Linked DNA regions of Homo sapiens: region 2 is linked to region 1. Evidence: chromatin contacts called from ENCODE Hi-C or POLR2A ChIA-PET data. All regions are on one chromosome and are shown on one strand. The core of a region is the stretch at or near the end of the contact, and the rest is flanking DNA. Distances in the headings are between cores, read along the strand shown. Region 1 has its middle 18 kb from the start of IL33. Region 2 overlaps LOC107987046 (a long non-coding RNA gene).

Evidence for each region. Hi-C counts contacts between places; a loop is a spot of excess contacts on that map. ChIA-PET counts read pairs that join two places held with the same protein, here RNA polymerase II (POLR2A). Pooled maps may share reads with other maps.
Region 2: a loop to region 1 is called in a pooled map, with 2.7 times the contacts of the local background. The contact joins two enhancer-like sites. A Hi-C loop is called at or near these places in 1 of 168 maps with a recorded cell type or tissue (heart left ventricle) and 2 of 50 pooled maps. POLR2A ChIA-PET finds 5 or more read pairs at or near these places in 1 of 52 experiments (A549).

The regions. Positions count from the first base shown.
Region 1 is chr9:6,195,885-6,200,557 of GRCh38, forward strand. It overlaps the pseudogene GTF3AP1. Among named protein-coding and RNA genes, the nearest start is that of IL33, 18 kb to the right of the region's middle. Within about 2 kb of position 2,532, at least 2 of the 41 ENCODE cell types and tissues checked have a DNase peak (open chromatin) inside an H3K27ac peak, as active enhancers do.
Region 2 is chr9:6,269,859-6,274,531 of GRCh38, forward strand. All of the region lies in intron 2 of LOC107987046 (a long non-coding RNA gene), which reads right to left. Among named protein-coding and RNA genes, the nearest start is that of TPD52L3, 56 kb to the right of the region's middle. Within about 2 kb of position 2,458, at least 5 of the 41 ENCODE cell types and tissues checked have a DNase peak (open chromatin) inside an H3K27ac peak, as active enhancers do.

The sequences.
Region 1 (4,673 bases), core at 1,282-3,781:
TGTTGGGTCCATATGCTGGTGCACCCATGTGGCTGCATACCTGATCTGGGTGGGTGCCGAGGCATTGTCACCCCTGAGCATTGCCTAGGCATTTCTCGTGGCCCGCTAGAGACCAGTCCCACTCCCTTGTCCCCTCCTTCCCCTGCACTCTCTAAGAAGTTCATCTGCTCCTTCCAGGACTGTATGTAGCACCAATTACAATAAGGTCCAGATGCTTGAAGAGCACCTATGCAAGCACACGAGGAAGAGACCATTCATTTGTGACTATGAAGGGTGTGGCAAGATTTTCCTCAGGGTCTACCACCTGAGTCACAACATCCTGATTCATATGGGAGAAAAGCTGTTTATGCACTAGTGGCTGTGACAGAAAATTCAACACAAAATCAAACTTGAAGAAATATTTTGAACACAAAGATGAGATTCAGCAAACAACATATATGCAATTTTGAAGGCTGTAAAAAGATCTTTAAGGATCAGTAGCTGAAAATCCATCAGTGCCAGCATACCAATGAACCCAGAAAGGATGTGGGAAATACTGCCTGACCCAGCAGGCTGAAACGACACACGGAGGTTCAGGAGGGCTAGATGTCAAAAGAGATGTTCCTTTGTGGCAAAAACATGGGTTGAACTTCTGAAATATGTGAGGAAAAAAAACCCATATAGAGGAAATAACATGTGAATATGGCAGAAAATTTTTAAACACAAAGATTATCTTAAGCAATATATGAAAACTCTTGCTCCAGAGAGAAATATTTGCCAATGTTCAAGAGAAGGCTGTGGTAGAACCCACATGACTGTATTTAATCTACAGAGCTGTATCCTCTCTTTTCATGAGGAAAGGCACCTATTTGTGTGTGACCATCCTGGCTGTGGCAAAAGGTCTGCAATGAAAGTCTCACATAGACATACCATTGCAACAAGAAGAAAATTAAACTCAGAGTAAAACCAACTCATGAAAAACGGAGTTCGGTGGGGTGTAATGGCTCATGCCACTTTGGAAGGCTGAGGCAGGCAGATCATTGAGGTTAAGAGTTTGAGACCAGCCTGGGCAATATGGCAAAACCCCGTCTCTACTAAAAATAGAAAAATTAGCTGGGCATGGTGGCGTGCGCCTGTAGTCCCAGCTACTCGGGAGGCTGAGGCAGGAGAATTGCTTGAATCCGGGAGGCAGAGGTTGCAGTGATTCCAGTCACGCCATTGCACTCCAGCCTGGGTGATGAAGCAAGACTCCATCTCAAAAAAAATAAAATAAAAAGAAAAGTACAAAGGGAGTTTGGCCTCTGGTCTCAGTGGATATACCCCTTCTGAAAGGAAACAAAAATAAGGTTTACCTTTGTCTAAAAATAGAAAGACACTGAACTGTACTAGAGACGTGGTGCAATAACTTAAACCTCAACTAAATATCACATTACTTTGTTTAAAGGACTACAAACCAGTGAGCTTTCTTTCTTTCAGAGGCGTATTTTTTAATTAAAATCACTGATGCAGAACAACAATGTGTTTTCCATGTGCACTTGGTCAACACCTATATCTTTACTGTGTCTCCTATGAGCAGGTACTGGACACGGAGGATGTAAAAAAAAAAAAGAAATAAAAATGAGGCACCATCAGGGATTTCCTCCAGGAGGCAGTGTCACTCTAGAAAGACATGAGTGACCCAGGGATTATGTCGCCAGCTTCAATTCAGTCTAGATTCCTGGCCCTCAGAGAGACATGACTGCTGAGGGCAGTAGCCTAAAAAAGGAAACCCCTGGCCTTTTGGCTGGATGCCTCTGTGCACCCCTCCAGGCCCACTCTCCACCTCCCACAACCCTGCTTTATGACCACAGAGGCTGACTTTCTAGGCTGCTCCACTGGGCAAACTTTCTCTCAGTCAAGGTGGTGGGATTTAGTGAGCTTTCACTAAGTGATGCTTCATGGCCAACAACCTCAGATTATTACGATAAATATCACTTCCTATTTCACGTTACATAAGGGCTCGGGGTAGGTGGTACATCTGTGGCTGTGTGGCTCAGCTGCAGGTGTGGTGACACCACAGGTCTGTTGCATATGTCTGTCTTCTCATCCAGGGACCCCTACTGAAGGATCAATCATTCTTGGGGCATACACTGAGGTTAGAGCTTTTCTTTCCTGAGCTTCCTCCTTACCAGGATTTTGTGGTTGGCAGATTCCCTGTACTGAATCCTTAGCTGCTGCCTAACAACCCCTTCCTAGAGCTGTGTTCTCTGGGCCCAGTCTCTGCTCCTTCTTGACTCTTGGCTACAGAAAGTAGCACCATCCTTGAAAGAAATGCAACCCTGCCAGTACCGTGATCTTTGTCTGGTGAGCCTGGTGTTGGACTTCTCTGACCTGTAAGATTATACATTTGTATTAGTTTGAGCCACTAGGTTTGTGGTTATTTATTATGGAAGCAATAGAAAAGTAATAAAATCTCTCTCCTGTTTTCAGGTAGTAAAGGAAATCTTGAGCCTTGAAAAGCACACTCCTGGGATGATGAAAAGAATGCAACCACTGAGTGTGCCAAGTAGCTTAGCATCCGCTTAGCTCTTCCCGAGATTGTAAACCACTCTTCCTGATCTGAACCACTCTTCCTGAGATTGTAAACATTGCTCAAGGCTATTTACCTTAGAAATAAGGAAATTTGCAGACTCTATAAAACATCCCTTACAGTTGGTAAAACTTACTGCTGAATCAGTTAAACAATAAGGCCTTGCGTGAAAGGAAAAATAACGTGAGTTGGGGCAGCCCAAGTGGGAAATGCCTCTGCATAGGGGAGTGGCATGAGAAAACGACACTAGTGGAAAGGAGTAGGGGGTGTTCCATGGCGGGGATGAAGTTGCCCAAAGTAACCACCCTAACAATAGATGATCTGGAAGAAAGGACCATAGACTGGTACAGAAGCTGTATCCAAAGTCAGACTACAAATCCTCGACTTATCTTCTCCCACCTCATTTCTCACCACGCTCAGTCCAGCAATACTCCAAGGAAGAACACTTCTTTGGTGTAGCTCCCACATATCTTCTCTCCTGGCTTGTGATATGCACCTGTCATAACTTCCTGGGAGGGGAAGACTGAAGGCTGTTTCTCTTAGAACATGCTGTTTCTCTTAGAACATGCTGTTTCTCTTAGAATTTTCTCAGGTATGAACCAATGCAGGACATTCCTATAGATTGGTGGTTTTCAAATCTCTTCTGCAGAATCCTAGAATCTCGAGGCCTCCCGCAACTGGGATAGTTTAAGCAATAGTGATCTTATTCCCCTTACTTCTCCTTTGACTACAGGAGCTCTGCATCTATATGTTGACATGTATGAATTCTGTGTTGAGATTTTATTTGATGTAAGTTTGTGCTTTTAAGAAAAATCTGAAAACTACTGAGCAAAATCAAGTGTAGTAGTGCATGGAGAGAATATTTTCTGTCCCAGACTTGCCTGAGAGCTCACTGTAGAAAAGATTGGGCATTTGATGCCAAGTATAGTAGTCCCCCTTATCCATGGGGGTTACATTCCAAGACCCCCAGTGGATGCCTGAAACCATGGATAGTACCAAACCCTCTATATTATACTGTTTCCCCCCATACATACATACCTTTGATAAAGTTTAGTTTATAAATTAGGCACAGTAAGAGATTAATAATAACTAATAAAATAGAATAGTTATAACAAAATACTGTAATCAAATTTATATGAATGTGGTCTCTCTCTCATTCTCAAAATACTGTAATATTTTCAGACCACTGTTAACTGCAGAAAGTGAAACTGCAAATAAGCAGGGAGTACTGTACCTGCTATTTCTCAATTAGTGCAGCTTATGGATTACTTTTCTAGGCACCAGGGATGGAAACAGAGAGGGAACTTGGCCTCTGTGATTTCCACAAAACAAACAAAAACGAGGCTTATTGGTGTATAGCAGACTAGACAGTTCTAAATCCTGGCACCATTCAATTGACAGGCAGCACTTTCCTTTCTAGCTACATCTCTTATCAAAGAAAGAATGAACTAGCAAACAGGTTGAGAGTAAAATCAAACATTGGCTTGATGATCTCCCAGGAAGGGCAGTTGTCTGCTGCCCAGCACTTCTCTTCACCCATAAATCCACAATACAGCGCGTTGGGATCTGTCCAGTGATCACTGAACAAGGGGCATGAGGAGCACAGGTAGACTACATTTTCCAGAGATTTTCATGTTTATATACTGGATGCTAATGAGCAAACCTCTAATGGAGGACCCACTGATTATTTTTCTAAAGGGTTAAATACGTGTTCTAAAAAAAAAAGTGTTAAGTAAAATTTTTCAGAATTGGCTGTGGAGCACGTAACTCACTCTTCATACCATGTGGGGATGGTAGGCATTCTAGAATGTCTTCCTTCTATCCCTCAGCTCCTCTCTCTCTCCCCCTTCTTCTCAATCCCATCATCTTCCCCTCACAGAACTCTCACTATGTATCACTTCCTGGTGTCCCTGTTCCCTTCCTCAAGACATACCATCCTTACCTCTCCACAATACAATGTAGATTTCAGCCCTAAGTCATCCAGAATCTTGCAACCTGTCGTCACCTGAGACTTCGTATGCCTGTCACTAGGGGATCTGCTCTGGCTTCCGCTCAGTGTCCTCCACGAGGAAACTCTGGTCCCTTTCAAAGGGGGAGGAAGGAAATGGTGGTGCTTCGATTTCAG
Region 2 (4,673 bases), core at 1,208-3,707, 74 kb after region 1:
CCACAGCAATATGCATAGAATATTACATTATAAATATAAAAAATGTAATAGTAAAAATCCTTCAAAAGATCATTGCATAAAAGTGCAGATGTTCCAAGACACAGGAATTGGATAACTAAAAATTTATATAATAATTTATTAATATTAAATAGGTCAGAAAAAAATAGAGAAATCAAAAGTTGTATATTGAAAAAATCAATAAAATTGATAAACCTTTGTCTAGACTGATCAGGAAAAAAAAAGAAAGAGGACACAAATTACCATTATCCATAATAAGAGAGTTAACATCAGTAGAGATTCTAAAGATATTAAAAATAATAAGATGGAAATATTATAGGCATCACTACATCAATAAATTTGACAACCGTAATGAAAACAGACAAATTCCTTGAGAGGCACAGACTACCAAGATTCACTCAAGAAGAAACAGGAAACATTAATAGCCCTCTATCTATTAAGGAAATTAAATGTAAAGCTCAAAATCTCATAAGAAAACTTCAACCTTCATTAGTGAATTCTTCCAAACATTTAAGGAGAAATAATATGAAATATATACAAACTCTTTCAGAAAAACTGAAGAGGAGGAAGTTTTATTTAATTTTTCTATGAGGCAAAATACACTGATATCAAAAACAACAATACAAGAAAACTACAGACCAATGTTTTTCATCAACAGAGACACAAGAATTCTACAGAATTCCATAAAAATTTTAGCAGCCAGGCATGCTGGCTCACATCTATTATCCCAGCACTTTGGGAGGCTGAGGCAGGAGTATCACTTGAGAAAATGACGCTGTCAGAAACAGAAATGAGGAGGTGGGAAACAGAAATTAGTATGAAGGAAGATAATGAGTTTGTTAGGACAGGTTGAGGGTCAACTGACAATGGGATTATTAAATGGAAATACAGTTGGAAATATAATTGGTACATTCAAAAATCTTGAAGCACAGTTGGTAATCAAAACATTAGTTGTCTTCCACCATCCCTTTATTCAACTCCTCCCTCTTATACTTTTCCATTCATTCTTAAGTAATAGACAGTCCTACTGTCATATTAAGTTGCAAATACAGTCTCAACTCAATAATTAGAATGTCCAGTTCCATGAATAGACAAACCTCTGAACTCAGTTTAGCCTCCCAAAGCCTCTGCTGGTTCACTCTGCTCTATGTGGCCCCTCATGGCATGTGGGGTTGCTCTTTCCCCACCCTGTGTGTATATGTGACTAATAAACCACTGCCAATCTCATCTGACCGGTATTGGCTGTTGTGTGTTCAGCCATCTCAAGGTCCTCCCTTTCCTTAACTAACAGAGTGGATAGGAAGTGTTCAGAACAGCTGGAAGCCTGCTGCAGGTTGAGGAAGGAGTAGTTAACAGACATCAAGGACTCTCAGACCCCTGACCCTCTTCATTCCTCACTCCACATTGCCCTCCACACTCCCCTGCCCAAGATCATCAGCTCCCAGGGTTTTAGCTGCCCCTTTATTGACTGATAACTCTCCAGACCAGATATTCTTCCTGAGTTGCAAGCCAGCTGTGCTTCCAATTGCCTATGGAACAGCACCATTTAGATATGATGCATGGTCACTGATCACCTGGACTTTAGGTTACTTCTTTGCATGATCTTCTCTCTCACAGCAAGACCTTTTGGGTCTGTAATATCTGAGACTGAGATAAAAAAGAGACTTGCTTTATCCTGAATTCTGACACCTGGAGTTGCCTGCCTGCCTGTAAGCTTTCTCTTTATCAATCTTTGGACTTTCCTAGTCCCCCCTTCTTGCCTAGGCTGAGGCCCTAAGCTGCTGCTCACTATTCATTCCTGACATTGAGCCTAATATTTGCAAAGGCTGGAGTCCAAAGAGATGTCAGTATTATACAACGTCAAATTTATCTAAGACAAAAATAGTCAGGTTCTGCTTAAGGTACATGACATGATCAAAGCTTCCTTAACACACTAAACCTAAAGAGAAATGTGGCATTTTTATGGACTCAACTGCCAATCACATTTGAGTAGGACCATTCCAGAAACCACAGAACTAATCAATAAAGCAGCCACGGATTGTGGGTTACTTTTGTGTTGAGCCTCCATATTAATAGAAGCATGATAGACAAAAAAGAGCATGAACTTTGGTACTAGAGAGATCCTGGTTCTAATTTCAATTTCTTCCAGCTATGGGACTTCATTCCACTCTGAACCTCAGTCTCTTTGCCTATAAAATGGGGCTAATACATCACTTAGACAGGGATTTTGAGAAGATGGGATAAGGACATGACCGTAAGCACTTAGCACAATGCCTAGCATAAATTAGGTCAACCAGTGTTAATCCTATTTCTCCTCCTCCACATTCATTTATAATTTAAAACCCAACCAGCCTTTTTCTTTCCCCTCAAAAGAGGCCTACTTGTCAAAGAGTCACACTCAAGGAAAACAAACAAAGGAGGAACTGGCCAGATGCTCCCTTAGGTCAGAACATTGCAGCTGTATGAGTCCTCAAACAGAGTGTTTTGTAAGTTAAACACAGCCAAGAGAGCTAACTATGTTTCTACTTGTTGGTGCTGATAATATGATATTGTGCAATAGTGGCCTTTGCTTCTGTTAAAAGAATTATTTTATTCCATGACATTAAACAAACAGTTTGGAATTTTGGAATGAGCCTTAGCTGGGACACTACCAGTTTGGCCTAAACAGTATCTATTCAGTGAGCAATCTTAAGTAATTATGGTAAAGCATTTTAAGGAGAACAGGATGAACTGATTTAGTAATTCAGTTTCATGCAACTACAACTTATTTAATAGAATTTTTCCTATTTTTCCCTGGAACTATCACCAAGACCCCATTGCTAGAAACAAAAACAGTAAAGTACCCAATATTTGAAATTCAGCTATTTGGGGCAGCAGTCTCTCCCTTGACACATCCTTCCCCTTCCTTGTAAAAGAGGACTAAGAGGTGATAGAAGTCATCTTACTTTTTTTTTTTTTAGCAGGGTCTCGCTCTGTTGCCCAGGCTGGAGTGCAAAGAGGTAATCACGGCTCACTGCAGCCTCAACCTCCCACCTTATTAAGTGATCCTCCTGCCTCAACCTCCTGAGTTGCTGTCACTACAGGCATGTGCCACCACGCCTGGTTAATTTTTTTCTTGTTTCTTGTAGAAATGAGGTCTCACTATGTTGCCCAGCCTAGTCTTGAGCTTCTGGCCTCAAGTGATCCTCCTACCTTGCCCTCCCAAATTGCTGGGATTACAGGTGTGAGCCACTGCACCTGGCCAAAAAGTCATCTTTTTGAGGAACACTAAGTTTGTAAAGAGGAAAAAAATCCCCTTCCCTTTATTTATTGGAAACCAAAAGTGAACATTTCCCATAAAATAAAAAAATATGGCTAAATTTGGGGAGCCAGCCAAAGGATACTAATATTTGATTACTTGGCTGGTGCCTGCTCTACTACAGGTCCTGCCCAAATACTACTGAGCCAGGGAAGGCATGTTTAGGAAAGAATCTGGAATGGTCCAATAACAGTTTGAGAAACTTTATAAGACTGTTCTTTCAGTATTTGACAGAATAATTATACCAAAAAAAATCATTAATTATAGAGAAGACTGACAACACTATCAACTAAATTGACCTAGTGGACATTTACAGAACACTCTACCTAACAACAGCAGAATATACATTATTTTCAAAGCACCTAGAACATTCACCAAGAAACACAAAACAACTGAAATCACATTAAGTATGTTCTCAGGCTGGGCGCAGTGGCTCACACCTGCAATCCCAGCACTTTGGGAGGCTGAAGCGGGTGGATCGCTCGAGGCCAGGAGTTCAAGACCAACCTGGCCAACATGGCTAAACTCCAACTCTACTAAAATACAGAAAAAATAGCTGGGCATGGTAGTCCCCACGACTGTAGTCCTAGCTACTCCGGAGGCTGAGGCATGAGAATCTCTTGATCTTGGGAGGTAGGGGTTGCAGTGAGCCGAGATCATGCCACTGCACTCCAGCCTGGCCAACAGAGTAAGTTTCTCTCTAAAAAAAAAAACAAAAAACTTACCTGACCACATTAGAATTAAATTAGAAGTCAATAAGAGAAAGATATTTGGAAAATCTCCAAGTATTTGGAAATTAAACAATACTTTTCCATAACTATATACCCCAAAAAAATCACAACGAAAATTAGAAAATATTTTATTTAAATGAAAATAAATGTAATATGTCAAAATAAGTGGGACACAGCTAGAGTAATGTTTAAAGGGAAGTTTACAACATTAAATGCTTATTTTAGCAAAGTCTCAAATCAGTGCTATAAACCTCCACATTAAAAACTAGCAAAAGAAAAGCAAATTAAACCCAAAGCAAGAAGAAAAGATATAATAAATGGGAGAAATCAGTGAAATAGAAAACAAACAAACAAACAAAAAAACAAATAAATAAGCCCTGGTTCTTTAGATAGCTCAGAAAAACTGATAAACCTGCCACTAGACTGGTCAACAACAACAACAAAAAGATGTAAATTATCAATATCAGGAATGAAAGAAGAGGCATCACTATCAATCCCATAGGACAATAAGAGAATACTTTTAAAATATTTTTGTTAATATATTTGAAAGCTTACATGAAATGGACAAATTCCTTGAAATCATTACTCACACTCACTGAAGAAGAAATAGATAATTTGAATAGCCA